2 separate regions of the Homo sapiens genome follow, and region 1 is linked to region 2. A link is an interaction called in ENCODE POLR2A ChIA-PET data of the cell type or tissue named here. Cell type or tissue: Panc1. All regions are shown on one strand. Each heading gives the region's core, and the rest is flanking DNA. Links, peaks and the distances in the headings are about the cores only.

Evidence for each region. ChIA-PET counts read pairs that join two places held together with the same protein. Peaks named below come from ENCODE experiments on the same cell type or tissue, not always from the same donor. Only the 100,000 strongest peaks of a DNase experiment are listed, where the experiment ranks them.
Region 1: POLR2A ChIA-PET joins it to region 2 with 11 read pairs; 2 of 35 experiments call an interaction of 5 or more read pairs at or near these places.

What each region holds. Positions count from the first base shown.
Region 1 is chr10:94,065,068-94,077,611 of GRCh38, forward strand. All of the region lies in intron 2 of PLCE1 (phospholipase C epsilon 1), which reads left to right. Among named protein-coding and RNA genes, the nearest start is that of PLCE1-AS2, 37 kb to the right of the region's middle. In Panc1, for the core only: no CTCF peak of the experiment used is centred there; no DNase peak of the experiment used is centred there; H3K27ac peaks cover 188 bases.
Region 2 is chr10:93,980,834-93,993,377 of GRCh38, forward strand. LOC105378438 (a long non-coding RNA gene) reads left to right here and starts at 6,114. Exons shown (of 4, transcript XR_946215.2): 1 at 6,114-6,152; 2 at 6,888-7,040; 3 at 7,663-7,718; 4 at 12,387-12,544. In Panc1, for the core only: no CTCF peak of the experiment used is centred there; no DNase peak of the experiment used is centred there; H3K27ac peaks cover 3,746 bases.

The DNA.
Region 1 (12,544 bases), core at 2,476-10,475, 85 kb after region 2:
GTGTCTGCCTCCTCCTATTTTTATTGTCTCTGGCTCTCACATCACCTAAGCCTGACTCCCCATATTTTTATTTCCCACCCCAGCTTCTCACCCAACTCCTGCCTTCACCCGTCCTGGATTCTGGACCTTTGTCTTCCCTGGTCACTGGAACCTGATTGTCTTTGTTTCAACTGTCCACCAATTTGGTCCCAGACTCTTGGATTGCACTGGATTGGTGATACCATTTATTCCTTTTCCTCCCTTTGACCTCTCGGCTCTGGGGCCATAGCTCATGTATGACACTTGCTCTATGGAGAAACTTAAACCTTGTTTTCCAAGCTTAGACCCAGAATCATGGCCAATCTTCTCTTGGCCTTATGTGCTGTGTGCAAAACCTTATGCTGTTGCTGCTTTTATTTCTTCCTGGATGAGAAAGACATGACCCGTGGATTATCATCATGAATTCTACAGGCCTCACTCTGTTGTACTTTAGTCAGATCGCAGGCATGAGGCTTATTGCATCATATTTGCCTACCCCCATAAAATTATGAAATCTCTGGAGACAGCAGTTGTCCTTAATTATCTCTGTGTCTCCAGTATTTTGTTCAGGGCCTGTTATACAAAAGAAGGCCTTTAATTAATGTTTTCAGTATTAATTGGAAATTGACACTCTGCCAGAAAAGGTCAACCCACAGCGTCAGGGAGGAGTAGGACCATTGGCTGTTAGAGGGCAGCAGGGACCTTGGAATAATTCCAGAAATGGTATCTCAGCCTCAAGTTATTTGGGGGAATGTCCCATGGCCATTTGACAGAGTCAGTGAGGTGGCCAACCTCTCTGCTTGGGGAAGACTTTCTAGATAACCATTAAGGCACAAAAATTGCTGTGTTAATAGCCTTTCCCCCTCCTTTAACCTGTAAAAGATAAGTCTGTGTTTGCTTTGTCAGTGTCCTCTCTTTAAAGAGGCAGTATTTTGGCTAGCTGAGAGAGAGAAGCTAAGTTCATCTATAAAACAATCTATACTCTCAGGGGGAGGAGAAGAGGCACAAAAATCACAAAGATCTATGTGGAGACAGCAAACTTTGGGGAGGTCATTTTGCAGAAGAGTGTTCTGCAGCAGCTAAAGGATAAAAGGAATTGGAGAGGAAAGGGAAAGGGTGAATGGGCCCCTCTGATATTCTCTAACAAAAGCAAATAAAAGATTTAGCTTGTGAATTAGCTTTCTCTGTCTTTTTCATTGTTCTGTCCCTTGCATCAGGCACAATGCTTGGCACATAGATAGCTCTCAGTTAATATTTATTCAATTAATTCCTTAAATAATATTTGTGGCTGTTGGAATTGTATCCTTCAACAAATGATGCTGCCCAGACTACAAGACCTATAGTCACACAATTCACAGTGTTATGGGGCTTGGAGCACGATCTTTTGAGACCCTAACTCTGGTATGGTGGAGGTATTAATGGAGAGGCAGGGAGACATGTACCAACTCACTCCCAACTTCACAGTGAAGTGGCCATGCCCTTCTGTGCGTTAGTTCAGGACCAAGGACAGCATTCCTTGGACGCTCCCCCTCACATTTTAATGCACTATTCCCATGCTTGCGTGTGATTTCAACATCCTGGGCCCCTTGTCTTTCCATTACACCTGCTCTGCAACTTCCCGACTGGGATCAATCTAATACTGACTTCTCCACTTCTAGATATAGACGGCTAAGTACTGCTGGAGAGAAATGACAAAGCTAAACTTTTGGATGACACACAATTTCATGGTTTGTTATCTCAGCTCCACCAAGCAGTCCTAAAATGTCCCTTGTAGTCACTCTTTATCCCATACCCACAATGGTATTCCAAACCTGCATCACTCCAGCTATTCGCACGTTTGCCTTCCTGTTCTGTCTCCATATATGACTTTGTCTCCTATTTCCAGGGGGAATTGAGGTTACAAAGTGTGAATTCCTTCAACTTCCTTTTTACACTCACTTTGCTTTCTTTGTTCACCCTTAAAGGAAAAGGTGTCCCTTGGCCTCTTCAAAACAAAACCCCTATCTCTGCTTCTGATTTTCCTCCCCAACCCTCAGGTCCTCTAGGACCAGACCCTGTTACCTCAGATATTCTCTCCTTCTTCTTGATCTCTGCTGGATCTTCCTAACATACTGGTTAGTGACCCGGACAACCATGAGACTCTGTCATAATCACAAGGACTTCTTATTTAAATATAGAGATTTGGGTACCCTGTTTCTAGCTGACTGAATCAGAGTTTTTGGAGGTGGGCCCTGGAATCTACATATTTAACCAGGATTCCTGGTTCAGAAAGCACCATTAAAAGCTCTGCCTTTACTCTTGCTGCCCCCAAACATCCTGAACCCAGGAGCCAGAAAGACCTCTTCATAATGCAAATCTGATCATCTCATTCATTCCTTGTTAAAAGCCAGAGTTTTTGTTTCCTTTAAATAAGTCAGGTTCAAGGCAGGATACACATGGCACATCAAACTGGACAATATGAAGAGAGTTTAATGCTGGTGATATTTACAAAAGTGTGGCAGGATGTGGGACACAAATAAGGCCTGAGCAACACCCCAGGGCTAACAGCAAAGGGCCTGAAGGGGGAAGAGGAGGGAGCAATTACTTGTGCAATGAAAGAGGGCTGCTTGGCCAGATGTGAAATTAGTGGAAAGAGTCATCTAGCCTGCAGCAAGTGGCAGGAAAGTACAGAGTAAAAGAAATACTCCTTCTTCCTCTGCTTCCTCCTTCTGAACCTGGGTTAGTGCTGGCCTTTGGATGAGGATAAGGGAGACTGGTACAGTGTTTACAGGCCAGCCTCCAGCATCCAGAGCTTGGAGCAGGTGGAGAAGGGAGGAGTATGGGTCTTGGGGAAGGGGAACATGCAAACAGAAGTTACATAGCATGGTTTCTAACCAGCACTCCTAAGATAGGGGCTGAACCCCCATGGTGGCACATAATGTCCTCTTCCAGCAGGCTTTGTCCTCCTGCCTTGCACCCTCCCCTGTAACCTCTATGCAGACTGGCAGAAGTGGGGCTCTGCCAGTCCCAGGTTGTTTAATTGCTCACATCTGTCCCATCTCTTTGCTCATGCAGTCACCTATGTCTGAAATGCCCACTCTGCTTTTGTTCACCTAAAAACTCCCAAACTTCCTGCAAAAGTAAGCCCAAGTGACACCATCTCAATGAAGCCCCTCTTTAGCCTTCTCAGCAATAGAATTGACCACTGCTTCTTTCGTGCTCCCATCATACTCCACGCTTCTCCACCATTGTAATAGTACAGTTGACCCTCTGTTATGCATCCTCGGATTCAAGCAATCACAAATAGAAAATATTCGGGGGAAAAATAACAATTCAACAATAAATAATACAAATAAAACAATGCAACATAACTATTTACATAAAATTTGCATTGTATTGGATATTATAAGTAATCTAGAGATGATTTATGCTATACAAGAGGATGTGTGTGGATTTTTGCAAATAGCCATTTTATATAAGGAACTTAAGCATGTGGATTTGGGTATCTGAGGGGGTCCCGGAACCAATGTCCCATGGATACCGAGGAATGACTGTATTAACATGTATGGAATGCTTACTATATGCCTGGCACTGAGAAGTTTGCATGTGTTAACTAATTAAGTCCTCATAATAACTATATTATCCCCATTTTACAGGTGAGGAAACTGAGGCGCAGAGTGGTTAAGTAAGTTTCACTGGATTACCAAGCTAATAATTAGTAGAGACAGGATGTAGAGCCAGGCAGTCTGCTTAACAACACTGCCATAAAGCTTTATGGCACTAGTACCACTCGACTGTATTAATTTGTTACATGCCTATCTTCCTCTACTCGACCACAAACTCACCAAGGACAGGACGGTATTTTATTTACCTCTTATTCACTACCCTCTTGCCCTGCCCCTGTGCTTAGCACAGCTTGGCAAATAGGGAGTATTCAATAGATGAATGAGGGAAATGAATGAGGAGTGAAAGAAAAGGAATCCTTTACAAACATTCCTTCTTTATGGTTGAGAAGGCTGCAACTCAGAGAAGCTAAATAATTTGCCCTAAGTCCTAGCCTATGCTATAATTTCAGTCCAGGTCTTCCTCACTACAATACATCTTTTTGCCCACCATATCAGGCTGCTTTCAAAAGGAACACAAAATTTTAATGCTATACAGTTGTCCCCAAATAAAAAATATGGCAAGCTGGCAAAATATAGGTTCAATTCATGGAATTGAGGTCAAGATCCAAAGCAGAAACTCTACCGAGGGACCAGGCATGGTGGTTCATGCCTGTAATTCCAGCACTTTGAGAGGCTGAAGCAGGCAGATCACTTGAGGTCAGGAGTTCAAGACCAGCCTGGCCAACATAGTGAAAACCCATCTCTATTAAAAATACATGCACACACACACAAAAATAACCAGGAGTGGTGGCACATGCCTGTAGTCCGAGCTACTCCGGAGCCTGAGGCAGGAGAATCACTTGAACTTGGGAGGCAGAAGTTGCAGTGAGCCGAGAACACACCACTGCACTCCAGCCTGGGCAACAGAGTGAGACTCTGTCTAAAAACAAACAAACAAACAAACAAACAAATAAACAGACTAGAGATATGGAACAGAAAGAAAGTTCTAGGTCAGAATTCAGGTTAATATCCAAAGAGTTGGGATTTAAGAACCACAGTTCTGGAAGCAGAGGACAGACATTTGAATAGCGGATTATTTTGACAGCATCTGAGACAATCCCCTCTTTTTGAAGCTATCACTTGAGCAAACAGAGGGTGGTCAGGATTTAAGGAGTGCGTCTTCTGAGGAGCGGGGTGGAGTCTAACCAAAGCCAGGTCTATAGGACAGCTCTCTGGGGGCTCCAGTTCCGTTATTGGAAATAAAGTACCAGTTAACTCAGAGCTCAACTGGCAACTCCTAAAATGAATAGGGAAAGAGGAATTTCTCCTTTCTTATATAAGCCTCCTTCCTTCAATTAAAAACTGTTTTAAAGCGTGCTTATCAAGGTTGGCTAGTCTCCAAGGAGTGAGGTAATGTGCTGTACCCTACAGCCACAGGCATATACCAGCCAATGGTCAGCTGTCACTATGAGGTACTGTCAGCCAATTTTAAAATGGAAAAATGCATGCCATGATAATGACTTATCTTCTTATCTAAATTTTAAACAGTTAAGATGCCTGGCTTGGAATAGTAATGTATGCAATCAATCAATAATCCCTTATTTTTAAACATAAAGAAGGAGGCATACATTTTCTTATTAATAGAGGATCAGTTTTTATCCTTGCCCCCCAACAAGTAAATGTTCAGCATATATGTTAAGAACATTAGTGTAAGGGGTCCCCAAATATCTGCTATTCCACTCACTGAACCCACCCCTCTCTGCTAATGGCTCCATCCTAAGGAGGAAGAGATGGGCTTCCCTCTCTTTCCCAGGAATGCTGATCCCCCAGCACAGGCTAGTTTGTTCTTCCTAGTGCCTCTCAGCTGGCCCCTTCTCTCTTTCCTTTATTACTTTCTCAGTCTAGACTCTAATTGTTCAGTTACTGGGTCAATTGCCTTCAAGGCATTTTCAGCATGGAGATACGCTTTTTGAGCAAAACTTCCAAGCCTGTCCACAATTTGATGCCTCTATACATTGAACACTTTTCTTGACTATTCCTGCTATTCACTTTAATTGGGGGAAGTTTCCACCATGGTTCTTACAGACAGAAGATCTGGGTTCATTGTTTATTCTATACCTTCAAGCCATGTCTCCCCAGCTTCTATCTTTTCCCTACATACAGGCTCAATTCCCATATCTCTTTTTTCTTCAAATCCTCCCCATCTTAGGACCCTCTTTTGCTATGAAGCTTTCCTTGGCTGTACTGGCCAACATTAATCCGCTTCTCCTGATGGCGACCTTGTACATGCCAGGCACCGTGCTAGACACTTCATACCCAACCGCATGCTTAATCTTGCCAACAAATCTGGGAGGAGAGCTTCCCCTTTCACAGAAGAACAAAGTGAAGTTCAGGAAGGCTAAGCAGCTTGCTCAAGACCTGATAGATAGTAAGTGCTGCGGCTGAGCCCTGATCCTGGAGTTACTGTGAAATTAACCCCTATTCCACCAAGACGTAGTCATCCAGCTTGGGCCTGACCCATGCACGGACCAGAAGGGCTGGAAGGAGTGTCCTGCTCACATCCTGCTTCCGTGTCCCTCTCACACCATCCTGGCTAGGAATAGTTTCCTCCAAACCAGAGGCATCACTGAAGCTCTTCATCTTTTTTTCTCCTCTGGGAAGAGGAGTTCATTACCTCACTTCTTACTCCCCGCACATTCCACCTCAGGCTGACTTTCCTGAAATATATGCACACATCTTAAGCCTCCTTTACTCTCTTTCTGCCTTTGTCTAGTTACATAGAAAGTCTTCCTCGGGTTTTGTCTGTGTGTGTGTGTTTGGTTTTCGTTTTTTTTTTTTTTTTTTTTTGAGTCACTCTCACTCTGTGGCCCAGGCTGGAGTGCAGTGGTGCAATCATAGTTCACTGCAGCCTTGAACTCCTGGGCTCAAGTGATCCTCCCGCTACTCATCCTCCCCAGTATCTGGGACTACAGGTGCATGCCACCATGCCCAGCTAATATTTTTTTAATTTGTAGAGATGAGCTCTTTCTGTGTTGCCCACGCTGGTTTCAAACTCCTGGCCTCAAGTGATTCTCCCACCTCAGCCTCCAAAAGTGCTAGGAATACAGGGGTGAACCACTGTGCCTAGCCTTCCTATTTCTTTCCCCCTCAGTGCTCCCCTCCCCCTCTATTTGTTATCACTCTTATTTGGCCCTGTCCTCTCTCTTAGTATTAACTCTTATCTTCCCATTTTTGTCTCTTTTAACGTTTCTCTTTCATTTCATTGCATTGAGGAGCTGAAAAACCCTGGATGGTGTTTGAGTAAGAGCTGTGCTCCAGGGCACTGTTCAGGAGGTCCAGCATCATTCTGCCTGCATTTGGCTCCCAGTTCTGCCAGTTTCTTACCTTAGGCAAATGGCTAAAACTCTTTCTGATTTTCCTCATCTATAAAATGTGCATGAGAGAAGTTACTGAGGCTGAAATGATACTCCTTTAATGTTTGTCTGTTGTTATTGTTTGCATTTGAATTTGAATGTTCTTGGACAGGGCCCATAGTCTCTACTCTTTACCTTTCCTATTTCCACCACTTTGCCTGAATTACCCATTTCTTTCTTTCTTTCTTTCTTTTTTGTTTTTTTTGTTTTTTTAGATGGAGTCTCGCTCTGTCACCCAGGCCGGAGTGCAGTGGGGCGATCTCAGCTCACTGCAAGCTCTGCCTCCCAGGTTCACGCCATTCTCCTGCATCAGCCTCCTGAGCAACTGGGACTACAGGCACCCGCCACCATGCCTGGCTAAGTTTTTTGTATTTTTAATAGAGACGGGATTTCACCATGTTAGCCAGGATGGTCTCAATCTCCTGACCTTGTGATCTGCCTGCCTTGGCCTCCCAAAGTGCTGGGATTACAGGCTACCCATTTCTTTTATTTGCTTGGCTCCTATAGATATTTGACTTTGTGACCTATACAGACGAAAGCATAGGAACTCTTCAGAATGTCTCTTTCAAATTGTCATTTATTTCTTTATTCTCCTACAAATAGACCAGTTTATTTTCAAGCATCAATAGTGATACTTACTTATTTTTTGTTATGTTTCATCCCTAGAATTTCAATAAGAGTTTTCTGTCTTCATTTCTTATGTAATGAAGAGGGTTAGATGAGTCTGACCCAATGTCACCAGGTGGCCTTCCTCTTTGAGCTCTCACCAGAAGTGTCTACTCACCCACACAGATGCACTGGTGAGCAATGTGGAGATCGCTGAAGAGCCCATGGTGCTGATGGGGGAGAGGGTGTACACCTTCCCTCTCAGTAGCAGCTTGGGCCCCTCCTCTAGCATTTCCAGCTGCAGAGCCTCTTTTGTCAGGGAGCACAGGGTGTTTTCTTTCCCTCTCTGCCCCCCACTTCCTACCCCAGGGCACACCAGTTATCCTGGCTCCTGTCTTCATCCTTCCATATCCAGTTTCCCACCCCAAACTTCCAGCATTTTCTAGGAGTGTAACTGCTCCCCCCACCACCCCACCCACCAACCCCAGGCAGTTCATGATCGTTTCTTTTTAAATGAACATTCTGGCACATACATTGTTTTTCCCCATGTCATTACTTAGATTTTTATAGACTAGCATAGTATACTAATCAGCATTTATATTACCTTTTCCATGAGCAAACATGTTTTGAATTCCAAGTAACCAACTTACTTTATAAACTTCTAAATGTTATGTCTAAAGTTATATGGTGCTCAGTGAGGACTGGAAATTGTCAGGAATGGCTTCATGGAAAGTGGGGCTTGAGTTAGACCTAGAGGGGTCTGTAGAAGGAGGTCAGACAGGGAAATATTCCAGGTGGAAGGGTGAAGATACGGAAGCAGAATTGAGAGAAGACAGTTAAAACCAGTATGGAGAAGACAGCATTTTATGATTCAATAAATAGAAGCCAATCGATCAATTTAGTTCATTTCCTCTTCCCTTCCACTTTAGGGTTTTAAGTCAGGAATGGCAATACTGGGCACATGTGCTACCTCCAGCCCACTGCACCCATGGCAGATGCTACTAATCATGACACTTGTTTTTCATGAATTTGTTACCAAAACACCAGAGGTTTGGTTTAGGTCCTACTGCTCCCCACACAGAATGCCAATCACCAAGTCAGCAAGCATTGCCAGGGAAGAAGGCTTTAATCGGTGCTGCAACCAAGGAGATGGGAGATGAGGTTTCAAATCCAGCTCCTGGACTGACAAAAATTAGGGTGTTTATATAGCACAGAAGGCGGGAAAACAGGAATTAGGGAATTAATCATGATCAATGAGGGATTTGATATCTCACTGTCTGGTTGTGGTGATCTATTGAGTTTCAGTCCCTTGTCTGAGGGTCAGTTCCTGAGGAAGGCACTCAGTTAAGACAAATACAAGTTTCAAGTGTTAAGATGGAGGGCCAATTTTTATGTTTATTCAGTGACCCATAAATATCATTTCTATGGGAAAACTGGGTCAGTTTCAAGTTCAGACAGGGCCTAAAATTTTTTTCATAATGTATCATACCAAGCAGTTCTTTTTTTTTTTTTTTTTTTTCTTGTAGACAGAGTCTCCCTCTGTAGCCAGGCTGGAGTGCAGTGGCTCAAACATGGATCACTGCAGCTTCGAACTCCTGAGCTCAAGTGATACTCCCAACATCAGCCTCCTGAGTAGCTGGGACCACAGATGTACACCACCACACCTGGCTAATTTCTATTTTTCATTTTTATTTTTTGTAGAGACAGGGTCTCCCTATGTTGCCCAGGCTGGTCTCAAACTCCTGAGCTCAAGCTATCCTCCAAAGTGGTTGGACCATAGGTGTGAGCCATAACACAGGGCCCATCCCAAACAGTTCTACCAGTTGATCAGAGTTGGCATGCAATGTGAAATCCATTTTCTATTCATGTCCTGAGTTTAGTAAATCTGGTGATTTTTATCTCTAAATGGAACTGCTTTATGAGTATCTTTATTAAGTCCAAAATGTAAACAGCCATTTAGAACAACATTAATATAATTACTCAAATGCTTTACGATACTATCTTGCCAGAACATAGATTTCATAGTGATAAACCAAAACCCACTTAACTAATGCTTAAATATATTTCCTTTTAAAAGGTGTCATTGGTCTAGTTACTAATGATATTAATTGCTTTATTTCCTCAGATCCCAATTTTGCATTGATCCATTTTCCAGGGCTTAGTATTGATTTTTTAAAGAATAACTTGTATAATATTAAGTGAGACAGCCATATCAATCAATTATAGTCCTCTCCTCAACTGGACAATTTATGCCTTGTAAATGTGGGTCTACACATAATGTTTTCTACAATGTCAGTAGGATTTCAAGTGCCTGGGGTTCTGTTCTTGTCTTTGTGGATTCCTTTCTCTGCCTGCCTTCTTCCCCTTCTCTTCTTGGCCTAATTATTATCTTTCAAGAACTAACACAGGAATTATCTTTCTGTGAGATCTTTCTGGAATCCCCACATTCACCATCACAATTAGTTTCTCTCTCCTCTCGGTTCTGTAGTGCTTTGTTTTTGCACCTTTAGCAGAATGGCTAGTTAGTCAGGGATGTGCCCATGTCCCCAGCTAGACTGGGAGCTCCTTGAGGGCAGCACGTGCCTTGTCACCTTCTTCTCCCCTCCATCTAATACGAAGTAGGTGGCAGATGCATCCTTTCCAAATGATTGACATCAATAAGACATTGAAAAAATATTGGGCTAGTAGAATTTTAATTTTGTTTGAACATGTTAATGTCCATGTTGGTTTACTTGAGAACACATAATTGGTGTAAAATTAGGTGACAAATTTGTAAATGTGGATTTAGGGAGTCATTCACATTGAAAGATTGAATTCTACTGCTGACTTCTACTGACTAAACTGCTGGCATTCTGTTCTTTACAGTAAAAGTGACATTGGGTGAAAGCATTGGTATCGGTGTCTAGCTGTTTTGAGCTGAGGCTACCTTTGTTTGAATGAAGGGAATATTTGGATCATCTGACTGGAAATATGTATGTCATGAGACAAGTATGCTGGCACTTCTGTTATGACAACAGATGATATCCTCTTCCTGAGTGAACTGGGAAAGGCAGGGAGTTTGGGGAGACCTGCAGCATGACCTGGGTCACATTCAGAATGCGTTCTGCTGTTCAGAGTTTCCTTGCTCTTGAGTATCACCCTTTGCCTCAGTTTTTCAGATGGAAAATGGGTGGAAGTCAGTGGAATTATTGTGTAATAAAAACAGCTAATGCTTATTTCCTATGCATCAAGTACCATGCTGAATACATGAGTTCATTTAATCCTGACAACAGCCCTGTGAGGTGTTACCATTAGGATGCCTACTTTACAGGAGAGGAAATGGCACCTTGGAGAGGTTAAGTGATGTGCTCAAGGCCAAATCCTAGTCAATGGAAAAGTCTGAGACCCAAATTCAAGTCTTTTTGACCATTGGCCCTGTGTGTGTGTTTGTGTGTGTGTGCGTGCGTGTGTGTGTGTGTGTGTGTGTTACCTCCATGCTAAGCTGCTTCTGCGGTAGCTCTAGAGAGCCTCATAAAAGAGCTAAATAAATAAAAGGGGTACGGGATATCCTTATTAGAGAGAAGAGTGTTTAGTAGGAGGTTATTATCTGTTTTCTTGAGAGAATTCCTGGCTTAGAGTAAAGACAGATGTTATAAAAACTGTACCCTGGTTGATTTGATTGACACCTCAAGATGTTTTGAATCTAGTTACACTTACATTACTGTCAGGTGATTTCTGAGATGTTGCTTTGTTGCAGTACAAGTTCAGAGGACAAAGGTCTTCCAGGGTTGGAGGGGTCAGTGTGAATGGAGCATTGGAGGTTGTGCCGCCTTTTCTGAGCTGTGCATGGTTGTCTTTTTTCCTACCAGTAGGTGGAAATAGAACTGAATCTTTCAGCACTTGCTCTTTCAGCTGAATCCTGGCAGGATTCCTTTAATTTCTGCCATGAAGGAAAAAAATAAAAAACCTCAGGAGAATTTTGGAGTGTACAGTTGGAGGACTGTTATTCTGCAGACTGGAATACTTCCAGTCTGATGGTCAGATAATGATTTCAGCCTCCTAGAAGGCCAGGGTGCTGGAAGCAGCTGCTGGCAGCCGTGGGTGTCCCATGAGCTCTGCTGGACACCCACCTTGAGGGGGGCTTTTCCTATCCTGACCACACATCCTTTTACAAGACTCCTCCCGTCCCACCCGTTTAAACCTTTGTCTTTACTGTGAAGTTGTGTATCATGTTTATTTTCAGAAACTGCATTTCTGAAATTAAAATCTACCAAGCTGAAACAGCACATAAGTGGATAAAGTACAAGAGGAAAGCCTCCCACCCACAGTTCCCTCACTTTCTCATTGTATTAACTGTTTTTTGCATACCTATCCAGACTTTTTCTATAACATAAACAATTATATATCTCATCGAAATAAAACAGGCATTATGTAACAAGTGTTGTTCTTTGCTTTGTGCACTTATGAGTGTATCAGGGCTGCCTATGAATGTGATTCGCTCTGGTGTTTCCCAGTTGGGGGCAGTTTGGCCCCCGAGGTGACACTTGGCAATGTCTGGAGACATTTTCAGTTGTCAACAACTGGGGTGACGGGATGCTACTGGCATCTAATGGGTAGTGGCCAGAGATGTTGCTAAATATTCTACAAGGCACAGGACAGCACCTCACAAAGCATTATCCAGCCCCTAATATTTAGTACTGAGGTTGAGAAACCCTTTGCTAGGTAACCTCATTCTTTGCAATGGTGCACTGAATTCTATAGTGTGAATTTCTCATCCTATGTTAATGTTTTCCTACTGGCAGTCACTTAAGGTTGTTTCCAACTCATCTCACCTGTAATCCCAGACCTTTGGGAGGCCAAGGTGAGAGAATCGCTTAAGGCTAGCAGTTTGAGACCAGTCCAGGCAACATAGTGAGACCCCAAGTCTGCCAAAAAAATATAAAT
Region 2 (12,544 bases), core at 2,043-10,042:
TCTTTTGTGCATTTTAAAATCATGTTGTTCATTTTATTATTGTTGGTTTTAAGAGTTCTTTGTATACTTTGGATAACAGTCCTTTATCAGATGTATCTTTTGAAAATATTTTCTCCCAGTCTATGGGTTGTTTTCTCATTCTCTTGACATTATCTTTCCGAAAGCAGAAGTTTTAAATTGTAATGAAATCCAACTTCAGATATTTTTAAAGACCAAGATCACTACAGATATAACTGAGGTGATTTTGTACCTTTTCTCACACCCTTTTATTTCCTTACTCGTCTAGAGGTGAATCACTGTCATGAAGCTCATGAGCGCACGTACCATTCATGTTTTTACACTTATATTTCATATATACCCATGAACCAGATAAAATTTTATTTTGTTTATTTTTAAAATTTACAGCCATGACAGGCCAGGCATGGTGGTTCACACCTATAATCCCAGTGCTTTGCGAGGCCAAGAAAGGAGGATTGCTTAAGCCCACAAGCTCAAGACCAGTCCGGGCAACATAGCGAGACCTGTCTTTACAAAAACTTTAAAAATTACCTAGGTGTGGTGGTGCATGCCTGTAGTCCTAGCTACTTGAGAGGTTGAGGCAGGAGGATCACTTGGGCCCAGGAGTTAGAGGCTGCAGTGAACTATGATCATGCCACTGCACTCCAGCCTGGGTGACAGAGAGAGACCCTGTCTCTAAAAATAATGTAATTAATTAATTAACTAATTAATTAAAATGTATAGCAATGGCATTATACTGTGCATATTATTCTGCAACTTTTCTTTTTCACTCAACATTATATTTTTGAAATATATCTATGTTGATACTTATACATCTAATTCACCTACTTAAAATGCAATTGCATTGCATTCTATCACAAGTAAACAGAAACGAACATTAATTCATTCCTCAATAGATGCACATTCAGGCTTGTTTCAATCTGTTGGTTTTTGTTTTGACAATTACCAACAAAACTGCAAAGGATTTATAGTACATCTCTTTATGCATATATGTAGGCATCGAATACAGACATAGAAGTGGAACTGGAGTTTGTAGTATAAGAATATCTTCAGCTTTACTAGATATTGCCTAACTGTTCTTCAGAGTGGTTTGCCAATTTACACTCCCACCCACAGTATATTAATTCCCATATTTTCTAATTCTAGCATTTGTTCTAGCCAGACTTGAAATTTTGTTGGGGGGGGGGTGGCTAAGTAGCTGGTGTAAAAAGCCATCTCATTGAACAATTTTTAATTTGTTTTTCCCAGATTATAAATGAAGTTAAACACGCTTTGATATGTTTATATAATTTGCCCATTTTCTATTTTTCCTACTTCCATTCTTTAAGGATACGGATGATTTGTCTGTTATGCATGTTGCAACTTTCTTCTCTTGATTTTGGACTTTTTTTAAACTTTGTTAATAATCCTTATGGTTATACAGGTTATATGGTTAAAGCCAAATTGGCCAATTTTCTCTTATTAATTAGACTTTTAAAAAATCATTAAGAACTCCTTTTCTCCCCTGATACTACAGAGATAGTATCTTACATTTTTGTCTAGAAGTTGTAAAGTTTTTATTTGGTACAGTATGTCTCCTTCCTTTATTATCCACAGTGCAAGAGTGGCTCTTGTATATCAGACCTCAAAGAAAACTAAACAGTCCTTTAGGCACCCAGGAAAATGATCACATAATCTAAAAGAATAAATAAATTAAGGCTGGCTTCAGATACCTCTCTCTCTCTGTCTCTCTCTCTTTTTGAAACAGGGTCTCACTTTGTCACCCAAGCTGGAGTGCATTGACACTATCATGGGTTACTGCAGCCTTGACTTTCTGGGTCAGATAATCTCCCACCTCAGCCCCCCAAGTAGCTGGGACTACAGGCATGCACCACCACGCCCTGCTAGGTTTTTGTTGTTGTTGTTGTTGTTTGTTTGTTCGTATTTTTTGTAAAGACTGGGTTTCGCCATGTGGCCCAGGCTGCTCTCAAATTCCTGGGCTCAAGCGATCCGCCCACCTCAGCCTCCCAAAGTGCTAGGATTACAGGTGTGAGCCACCATCCCTAGCCCTCAGCTCTCTCTTAAGTACATGAAGAAAGGATACCAAATACACCGAAGCCTAAATAGGTGTGGGAAGGTCCCTAGAGAGGACAGCCCAGCCTCCACTGGACACTCGCTGCCACCACATGGGCTCTTCCAGTGGACAGTCACTGGTGGTGCTGAAATGTCACCTCTGTGCCCACCTTATTGTCTTTCTTTTATAACATTGTTTTAACTAATCATTTATTTTCTAAGTTTTTAAAAATTTTTCAGTCACGTTTTTAAAAATGCTTAATATGGGAATTTTTTAACAAAAGCAAAAATAGAGAAAATTTCGTTATAATGAAATTCAATGTAATCACCTTAGTTTCAGCAAACCAACTTGCATTTTCTGGTGAGTTTTAAAAAATCCCATTGGGATTTTGTTAAATGTTAGATATTAATTTAATAGAAATTGGCATTTTTAATCTTTAAGTCTTTCCATGAAGGCATATTGTATCTCTCCCTATTTATTCAAATCTCCCTAATTTCTCCAAATTAATCATATACACACACAATTATATACATCATTATGATTATTCCTAATTTCCATTTTTAAATTTCTGTTGCTACCATTGCTTATATGTTTTAGTGTTTTGGTTGAATTATCCCAATATATTGCTAAGTAGATAGCAGTGTTGTGTAGAAAAGCTATTGATATTTGAATATTTGTCTGTATCTAGGCTCTATACTAAGATCTCATTAATTCTGAGTATTTTTTTTAAATAATTGTCTTGGATTATCTTAGGTGCATAATCACATTTTCTGCATGTAATTATAATTTTATTTCCCCCTTTTCAGGAGGTATATTTCTATTTTCTGTTTTGTGTCTTACTATATTGAATAAAACATCCAGAGTATATTGAATAATAGTTATAATTGGGCATTTTTGTCTGGCATTAATTTTAATATGTTCTCTTCTAAGTAGTTCACCATTTGTATGGTGATGGCTATTATTTGCAATTTTATTAAGAGCATGCACTTTTATTATTTGTTTTAATAAGGCTTTTAAAATCAGGAAGAAAGTGACATTTAATTTTATGAAATGTCTTTCAGTTGTTTGACAATTTGATTCTTTGATTTATTGGTAATAATTCTTTTATTAATAGATTAGCTAATATTCAACTATCTTTAAAATGTGTGATATATCTTAATTGGTCAGAGTACATGATTTTATAGTATGTTACTGAATTTGGCTTGATTGTACTATGGAATTTTCATGTCTAGACTCATAAATGATAAGGATTTATGGTAGCGCTTTTTGTGCTATGTTTGTTATTAATAAGTTCTGGAATCAGGTTTATGTCACTTCTTAAAATAATTTTGAAATATATTTTTTTCTTTGGGAGATATTTTATAAGCATTTTATTTATGTCAATTGAAAGTTCGGAAGAACCAAATGGTAAAATTATCTGGCCCATGGGCAGCATTTCACAACAAGAGTTCTGTGCAATGCTTTATAAATTAGGGAATTTCTGGATTAAATGCAGTTAAATAATCACTTACTCTGGTACTTCTCATAGTTATGTCATTGTGCCTTGTAAACCTCCAGCATATTCAAATTTATTTGGTCACAGAGTTCCTTATATTGACGAACTAGTATTGGGTGAAAATACTTCAATCACACTAAAGCTTTTTTTTGGTGAGGATTCTTTGATAAATACTTCATTAGATTATGTCAGTACTTGTTACTGCCGTTTTCTCAGTATCTTGCATAATTTATGCCCCAAGAGTCACTCAGTAAATATTTAATTAATGAGTTAAATATTTTCATTTATTTCACTGATTATTGGGCCAGTGTTCTCAGCTGAAAGCAACAGAAAGTAATTTATGCTAGAAAGCAATTTCCCAAAGGAATTTGAGTAGCTTGGAGACAGGCTTCCAAGAACAATTCCTCAAGCCACGTCCTAGACATTGGAAGTATATTTTAGCACTGTTACCAGGAGCTCTTTCTTCTGGAGTCTCCTGCTACCAGCCCTGAAGCCACCTTGGCACCAAAAATCCAGCCTTATGGTTGCTCTCAAAAGCTCATGAGTGTCTCTGCTGTCATTCTCAACAGCAAAATGTATTTTGTAATTTTCAAATTGTTCACTTTTTTTTTGAGATAGAGTCTCACTCTGTCGCCCAGGCTGGAGTACAGTGGTGCGATCTTGGCTCACTGCGGCCTCTGCTTCCCAGGTTCAAGCGATTCTCCTGCCTCAGCCTCCTGAGTAGCTGGGATTACAGGCACCTGCCACCGTGCCTGGCTAATTTTTGTATTTTTAGTAGAGACAGGGTTTCACCATATCGGTCAGGCTGGTCTTGAACTCCTGACCTCGTGATCCACCCGCCTAGGCCTCCCAAAGTGCTGGGATTACAGGTGTGAGCCACCGTGCCTGGCCTATTCACTTCTTTAGCGGGTCACACTTATAATCCCAGCACTTTGGGAGGCCAAGGCTGGCGGTTCACTTGAGGTCAGGAGTTCCAGACCAACCTGGCCAACGTGGTGAAACCCCATCTCTACTGAAAAGAAATACAAAAGATTAGCCAGGCTGATGGTGGGCACCTGTAATCCCAGCTACTCAGGAGGCTGAGGCAGGGAAATTGCTTGAACCTGGAAGGCAGAGGTTGCAGTGAGCCGAGATCATGCCACTGCACTCCAGCCTGGGCAACAGAACAAGACTCCGTCTCAAAAAAACAAACAAACAAAAAAACCAAAAAACTTCAAAAACATATATATATATATTTTCCATATCTATATATATATACGCATATATATGTATATGTATATATATGCATATGTATATATACGTATATACATGTATATGTATGTATATGTATACATATATGTATATACGTATATATATGTGTGTATATATATATAGAGAGAGAATTTATTTGGGCTAAAAGTTTGAGGACTGCTACTGGGGAGCATAAACTCAAATTGCCCTGAATATACACTTTGATTAGCAGCAGCTACAAGTCCAAATACTTCAGTTCTGAATTTAAATCTCACACAGGTATGCCTGGCTGATGGTGCTGGGTAATCTGTCACTATCTTAGCTGCAAAGGAGGCTGGGCAAAGGTAGTTCATGGCTAATAACTTGGGAAAACAAAATTACAAAAAATTCTCCAAACCCAGCAATAGTGTTCAAAATACATATTTTCCTATTTCTTGGATCAACTGTGATAAAAATTCTCAGAATATTATACATTAATCCAGATTTTAAAACTTCATTAGCTTAGACTTTTAGTATTCTTTTATAATTAAAGTGTTACATATCTATGCAGAATTCTCTTTTTCTTTTATAAGTTTGCTGGTGTTCTTATTTTTGGTTATATATTCTAGAAGCGTTATTCTTTTTTAATGCCCACACCACTCCCCATCCTCCTCCTTGCCCCTGCCAAAAAAAAAAAAAAAAGAAGCATTTTATGTTTTTTTGAAGAACCAGCTCTTGGATTTATCTTCTAGTTGGTTAAGGCTTTCATCTTTACTATTTTTGTTTTATTTTTTCTTAGAATTGTTTTGGTGTTTTTAATTTAAATTTTCAGTTCATATATTTTTACTCTTTCTTGTTTAATAATAAAAAAATTTAAGATACACATTTGCTATTGATTACTGTTTGGCCATATTTCATTAATTTGGATTATGCAATATTTTCATTTTGTTATGTTCCAAAAAACCTCTAATTATAATTTGGGTTTCCTTTGTGATCCATTAATTATTTAGGACACTGTGTCTTAATTGTCGAGCAGCTGATGCTTTTTGGCTTTAAATGTTTAGTATTAATTTCTAGTTTTCTTGCATTTTAGTCAGAGAATATGGCCTATATATTTCCTGGAATTCCTTGAGATTTTCTGAACCCATTTTTGTAAATGTTCATGAAACTTGGAAGAGAAGATATATTATCTCTGTGTAGACTGTAAAGGTTATAAAGAGTTTAGATGTTGTTTCTTCACTTTTTTTTTTTTTTTTTTGAGACAGAGTCTGTTGCCCAGGCTGGAGTACAGTGGTGCCATCTCCGCTCACTGCAACCTCCGCCTCCCAGGTTCAAGTGATTCTCCTGCCTCAGCCTCCTGAGTAGCTGGGACTACAGGTGTGCGCCACTAAGCCCGGCTAATTTTTGTATTTTTAGTAGAGATGGGATTTCACGATGTTGGTCAGGCTAGTCTCGAACTCCTGACCTCAAGCAATGTGCCTGCCTTGGCCTCCCAAAGTGCTGGGATTACAGGCATAAGCCACTGTGCCCAGTCCACTTTTTTGTTATATTAGTAAAAATCTATGCCAAAATCATGAACAAATTCAGGCCAAAAGGTTAGTTATAAAAACATGTGGCATGAACAAGACCCATTAGCAGGAGAGGTAGCTATCTCAAGGTAAAAAGAGAGATCCGAAGGACATCAGAAGGGCTGATAGGAGGACATCAGAAGGAGGGTAGGAGGGAAAGATGGACAGAAGGGAGAAAGGAATCAGAATAGAAATGCAGATTTTAGATGCTCGGGAGCACAGGTTTGGGACACATTTCACGAACACTGGGCTCTGGTTGATGAAGTAATTCTTTTATACACTGCATGCAATGTCTTTGTCAGGGTGAGACAGATATAGCATAGGGTGAGAAGCTGCTTCTGGAAAATAAGGCTAAAGAAAAAGACGTGTCAGACTAAGAGTGGAAGCTGAAGGGAATATTGTGGTCAGTGAAGGGAATTTCAGAAGGGAGACCCTAGAGGGCTCAGGTATAACCTCACTTGCAAACTCTCCGCTGAGTTTGAATAGAAATAAGAGCACTGAGGCAAGAGGTTCCCGGATTGACTGAGAAACTATCATTTTGCAGGTACGGTATTCCAGCCTAAGATAAAGTGTGCACAAGTCCCTGCCCTCATGGAAGACACCACATAGTCTCAATATGGAAGGGGGCAGGGAGGTGGAACTCCTTTAAAATAATGCCAGAAATAGCCTGGAGAGGAAGCTAAGACGTAGGACATTGGTAAGTCTTCAGTGAAGACAGGAAGAAAGTGGAATATGCAAGCGTCCTAAGTTTTGAAAGCAGAAAGACTCTCTCGGGAAGGCCATGGGAAAAGTGGCGGTGGGACAGCAGGAGCTAGGCAGCCCTTCCTCTTTCTACCCTAGTAACTAGCTTCCTCTGTAGAAGACTCAAGGAATGATGTGGTGTTGGGGTCAGCAAGGTGAACTCAGTGTGGAAGAAGCTATTTCAGATGTCCAGGGAAGGCTGGGGTAAGAGGATGGCTTTAGGACCAGATTAAGTTCAAATCTAGGTATCTGTGTAAACTTGGGCAAGTTACTTAACCTTTCTGAGCTTCTGATTTCCTTATCTTTAAAACAGAAATGATAAGTGTCCACTCATAGGTTTTGTGAAAATAAATACAACATATTGTTGTACAAAACTTTTAGCACAGTAAACCTCACCTTTAGCTATGAGGATTCTGACCATCCTCATATCTTCACTTTCTTCCTTTCCTGGTTTAATGTTATCATCAATCATTATAAACAGTCCTTGAGTGTATCCTAAGCCCTTGACCTTTTCTTGCTTTGTTAACAACCCTACTTAAATCCAACTCTCCATTTTTTCTTTTCCTGTACCTATGCAGCTAAACCTGGCTGAAGAAAAATGTACAATCATTGTGACTGGGCTCACTGTACTCTGGTGAGTATTTAATACCTGGCATTGCATTTCCCTATTCCATTTGCTCTCTCACTTTCCAGGATGATTACTTCATACCTTTTCTCTCAAACTTTCTGCATGTCCTACCCCATTCTCAGTCTCATCTGATGACTTTGCTTACCATTTCTTTTTTTTTTTTTTTTTTTTTTTTTGAGACGGAGTCTTGCTGTCACCCAGGCTGGAGTGCAGTGGCACGATCTCGGCTCACTGCAAGCTCCGCCTCCCAGGTTCATGCCATTCTCCTGCTTCAGCCTCCTGAGTAGCTGAGACTACAGGCGCCCGCCACCACGCACAGCTAATTTTTTATATTTTTAGTAGAGACGGGTTTTCACTGTGTTAGCCAGGATGGTCTGGATCTCCTGACCTCGTGATCTGCCCACCTCGGCCTCCCAAAGTGCTGGGATTACAGGCGTGAGCCACCACGTCCAGCTGACTTTGTTTACCATTCCACTGTGAAAATACAGGCAAGCAGAAGAAAACTTTCACGAGCTTCAACTAACTCTACCTACCTCCCAACATTCGTTCCTATTGTTCCAGTTATGAAAGTTATGTAAGGAACTATCCCAAGACTTATGGCCTAAAAGACTGACCATTTATTTGGCTCAAAAACCAGCAATTTGGGCAGGGCATGGCAGGGATAGCTTTGATCTGCTCTACTTACTATTGCTGGAATGGCTTGAAGGTTAGTGACTGGAATCCCTTGGAGGCACATTCACCCACATGTTCAAGGTTGATGCTGGCTGTCAGCTGGGATCATACATGCCTCTCCAAGTGGTCTGGGCTTCCTTACAACATGGCATCTGGGTTCTTGGGTGAGAGTTCTGGAGCAAGATAGGCAAACAAAAGCTGTCTCAACTTCCATGACATAGGTACTCTAGCCACAAAGCATCACTTCTACCTCATTCTATTAGTTAAGGGGCTGCCCATATTCAAGAGAAGGGGAATTAGACTTCACCTGATATCAGTGGCAAGGTTCTAGAAGAGGATGTGGGACTGGAAATATAGCTGCATCTACTTTTGAAAAATACATTCTGTATTCTCTCCTGTTTCTTTAAACTGTGCATTTTGGCCACTAAGAACAACATAAAACCTTAAAAACTACATCTAGAGAAGTCTCCACACCTGAGGCCGGAGTTCAAGACCAGCCTGGGCAACATAGCAAGACATCATCTCTACAAAACAATTTTTTTTTAAATTAGCTGGGCATGGTTGTGCTTGCCTGTGGTCCTAGCTACTCAGGAGGCTGAGGAGGGAGGATCACTTGAGCCCAGGAGTTCTAGGTTACAGTGAGCTATGATCACACTACTGCACTCTAGCCTGGGTGACAGAGCAAGACCCTACCTCGAGAAGAAAAACAAGAAGTTTCTAATGTCTATGCTTTGGAATTCCAGTGTTGCTAAAACTTTTTTTAAAAAATTGTGCTTTTATAATTTTTCATTATGGCTCCTTGAAACAATTTGAGCTGGTCCCAACTTTTGCTGACAACAACTCTGAACCAGGTATTACAATGAGATTCCTGAATGTTTCAAGAAGAAAAAAATGTTCTGTCAAAAGATTGACAAGATTTTGGAATATTCAAAGGGGTTTATGGCCTTTAAATACCATAAGTCTAAATGAAAATAAAAATCTGAGTTTTATTTATTTAAGTAATAAACCTTTATACGTTCTAAGTGTTTTCATATACACTGGCTCATTTAATCCTCACAATTACGCTGAGGGGTACTGTATTAGTCTGTTCTCACGCTGCTCATAAAGCATACCCAAGACTGGGTAATTTATAAAGAAAAAGAGATTTAATGGAATCACAGTTCCACTTGGCTAGGGAGGCCTCACAATCATGGCAGAAGGCAAGGAGGAACAAAGTCACAGCTTACATGGCAGCAGGCAAGACAGAAAGAGCATGTGCAGGAAAACTCCCCTTTATAAAACCATCAGATCTCGTGAGACTTATTCACTGTCATGAGAACAGCATGGGAAAGGCCCATCCTCACGATTCAATTACCTCTCACTGGGTCCCTCCAACAACGGGGGAATTATGGGAACTACAATTTGAGATTTGGGTGGGGACACAGCCAAACCATATCAGGTAGGTACAATTTATCTAGAGGAAAATGAGGCACAGTGAGATAAGTAACCTGTCCGAGGGCTCACAACTTGGGGGTGGATCTGAGCATCCAACTCAAGTGGTCCCACACCAAATTCTGTTCCCCTAACACCGGCTGCGCTGAGAGAGGATGTTTAAGATCATCTTTCCCTGCTTTGCTTACTGTTCCCTGGGGACCCTCACTCCTAACCATGTCACACAGGTAGAGATACCTACAGCTTTAACAAGCTGGTTGTTTTTCATCAACCTCAAACTGCCTTAGTACATCTAACCTCACATACAAGACAACTCTAGGAAGTGTGTTTTTGGCTCTCTGCTCACCATCTGAACTTGCTAGTCTATTTGCAGACAGCTAGTAAGCCCGGTACAGTTTGATGCAGTGACTTTGAAAGGGAGAAAATGGCAACTGCAAAAGCTGAGGGCTGCCTTGTTCCTTCAGTCCTTCCTTGGCCTTTGTGCTACCCAGATGTCTGTTGGCAAATTCCTCTGTTTGACGATCAGCAGCTGTTTGACAAAGATCAATGCATTAGTCAATGGTGCCCACACTGACTACTCAGTTCCCAAACTAATGGTTTGTTTATGAACGGGTTAACTGATGGCTGGCTTGTTGAGTGTGGCAAAGCGCCAATCCTTCTTCTGTAATATGTGCAGTAGAGGGTGTGGGGCCTCTTGTTGGCAACCACCACCATGAAGTCAGAGACCACTGCCCCCACCTCCTTTCTGAAAATTACAGGATAGGGGAGGCAGAAAGAAAGAGGGAAGATGGTTCCGTTTCTTAAAATAATTTTACTACTTAAATTCCCTAGTCTCTATGTTTATCATGTATTTAAATCAATTTCCATTGACTGGAGACCAGTATGTAATGTAATAAGCTCAAAAGACATGTGTGTTTTCTTCTGAAATTTCAAACATAGATGCACTTTACTGAAATAAAGTCTCCACAGGATTGTTTCTTGGGGCTGTTGTTGTTGTCTATGCAGAATGGTCTTGTATAAAGAGATGCATAACTTAGTTTACTGAAGCTGAATTTTCCATGGAAATTATCCAGTGCTTTCCCAATTCTCAGGCGCTTTATCTGACAGTCTTTCTTCCTCTAGATAATGGCTGGCAGCAGCCCACAGAGTGGAGGTTATATGGTGCACTTCTGAAAAAGTCTTGAATGGAGCCATTGTTCCCCTGAGATGGTCTGTGTGTTTCACTGAACAGAGAGCAGGGTGTAAAAAAGGCACCTTGTGTGCAACTGTTGGCGAGGTTGGGGAGTGAATTAAAATCTCCAGAAAGTCTGGGCAGTGCTGTTCAGAGGAGCAATGAACACTCTGGAAGTACTGTTAGCTCAGACATTCCAATGTGGTGAGGCAGCCTCGGGGACACGACTTCCCTCCAATCTCGTTTAGAGAGGGAGCCATGGGGCGAGCAAAGGACACTGATCTGGACCTGCTCTCTTTGCAAAGATTTGAGGAAGGCGCCCCTTTCTAGGGATGGGGCCACAGTGATTATCACACTTGGATAACTTTCCTGCTCAACGGACCTAGATTTGCCTTGCTTACTAATCATGCAATGACTCATTTGGAGGATTCAATGTTAACTGCTTGTGCATCTACCAGTTTGTAGCTATCTATTCCCATGTGCCAAATTAAAAAAAAAAAGTCTTTGGGGGTGCCAGGTGATGGATGAAGTTTGATATTATTTGATCATTAAATGAATTATAAAACCATAATATAATACTGTATATTAAATAAATAGCCTACCTTGTTTATTGTCAGTGATGCTACCTCTTTCCTCAGCCCTTTATTTACTTGTTCAGGATAACATAGCCTCAGGGATTGAGTAAATTACCACTTCTCACTGTCCTAGTGCTAAAATGCCAAGATCTTAAGGAACAAAGAATTTCTTTAGAGCCCTCTGCAGAGACCTTTCTGAAATCAGCTCTCCAGGGAGGCAATCATGTTAGTTTTCATTAAAGTCCTAGTGGTGAGAAAACAGCAAGACAGTTTAAGGACCAGACTGGCAGATTTTTCTTAACAGCAGGATTCTTTGGGCCTCCTGTGCTTTCTTGCTCCAACCTCTCCTGTGTTCTGGAGCCTCCAAGAAGGAGAGATCACTTTTAAGAGGGACCCGAAAGAAAGGGTCAAACATGAGCAGGAGGAAAGTGTGTGGGAGGAGATGCTCCAGGTAGAAGGCTCAGCTTAAGTTCAGGTACAGAGCTAGAGTGGGAGAGACATTCTGTTGGGTGATCCTTATTAGCCAGGGCATGCTGGGTTACACAGCCATGGAGAGTTAGTTTGGAGGGCAATAGGGAGCCAGTGAAGTTTTCTGCATAGATTAAAGTTGTAAAAAAGGAAGAATAATACAGCGGTGGTTTGAAGGATTGATTTGGTCCAAGGGAGAGGACAGTGGGAGGCGATATGGGCCACAGGAATGGGTCCTGATCGGATGTAGGAGAAGAGGTCAGGCCTAGGGAACGGTCTTCCATTAGAACAGGTAGAGGGAGGAGGCACAGGTTTAGGCGAAAGGGAGGAGGATGATGATTTGATTTTTTTTTCCAGGTCCTTGGCTCTCCTAAGACTCATAAAAGCCGCTCCAGCGGCTAAGGAAGTTCTGTGCAAAGCCTGTAGTTTCTAGTTGTGAAGATCTTCAGGTTTGCTTGAGCAATGAAAGAGTACTGGATTTGGAGTCCGCAGTCCTGGATGGCCACCATTACCAG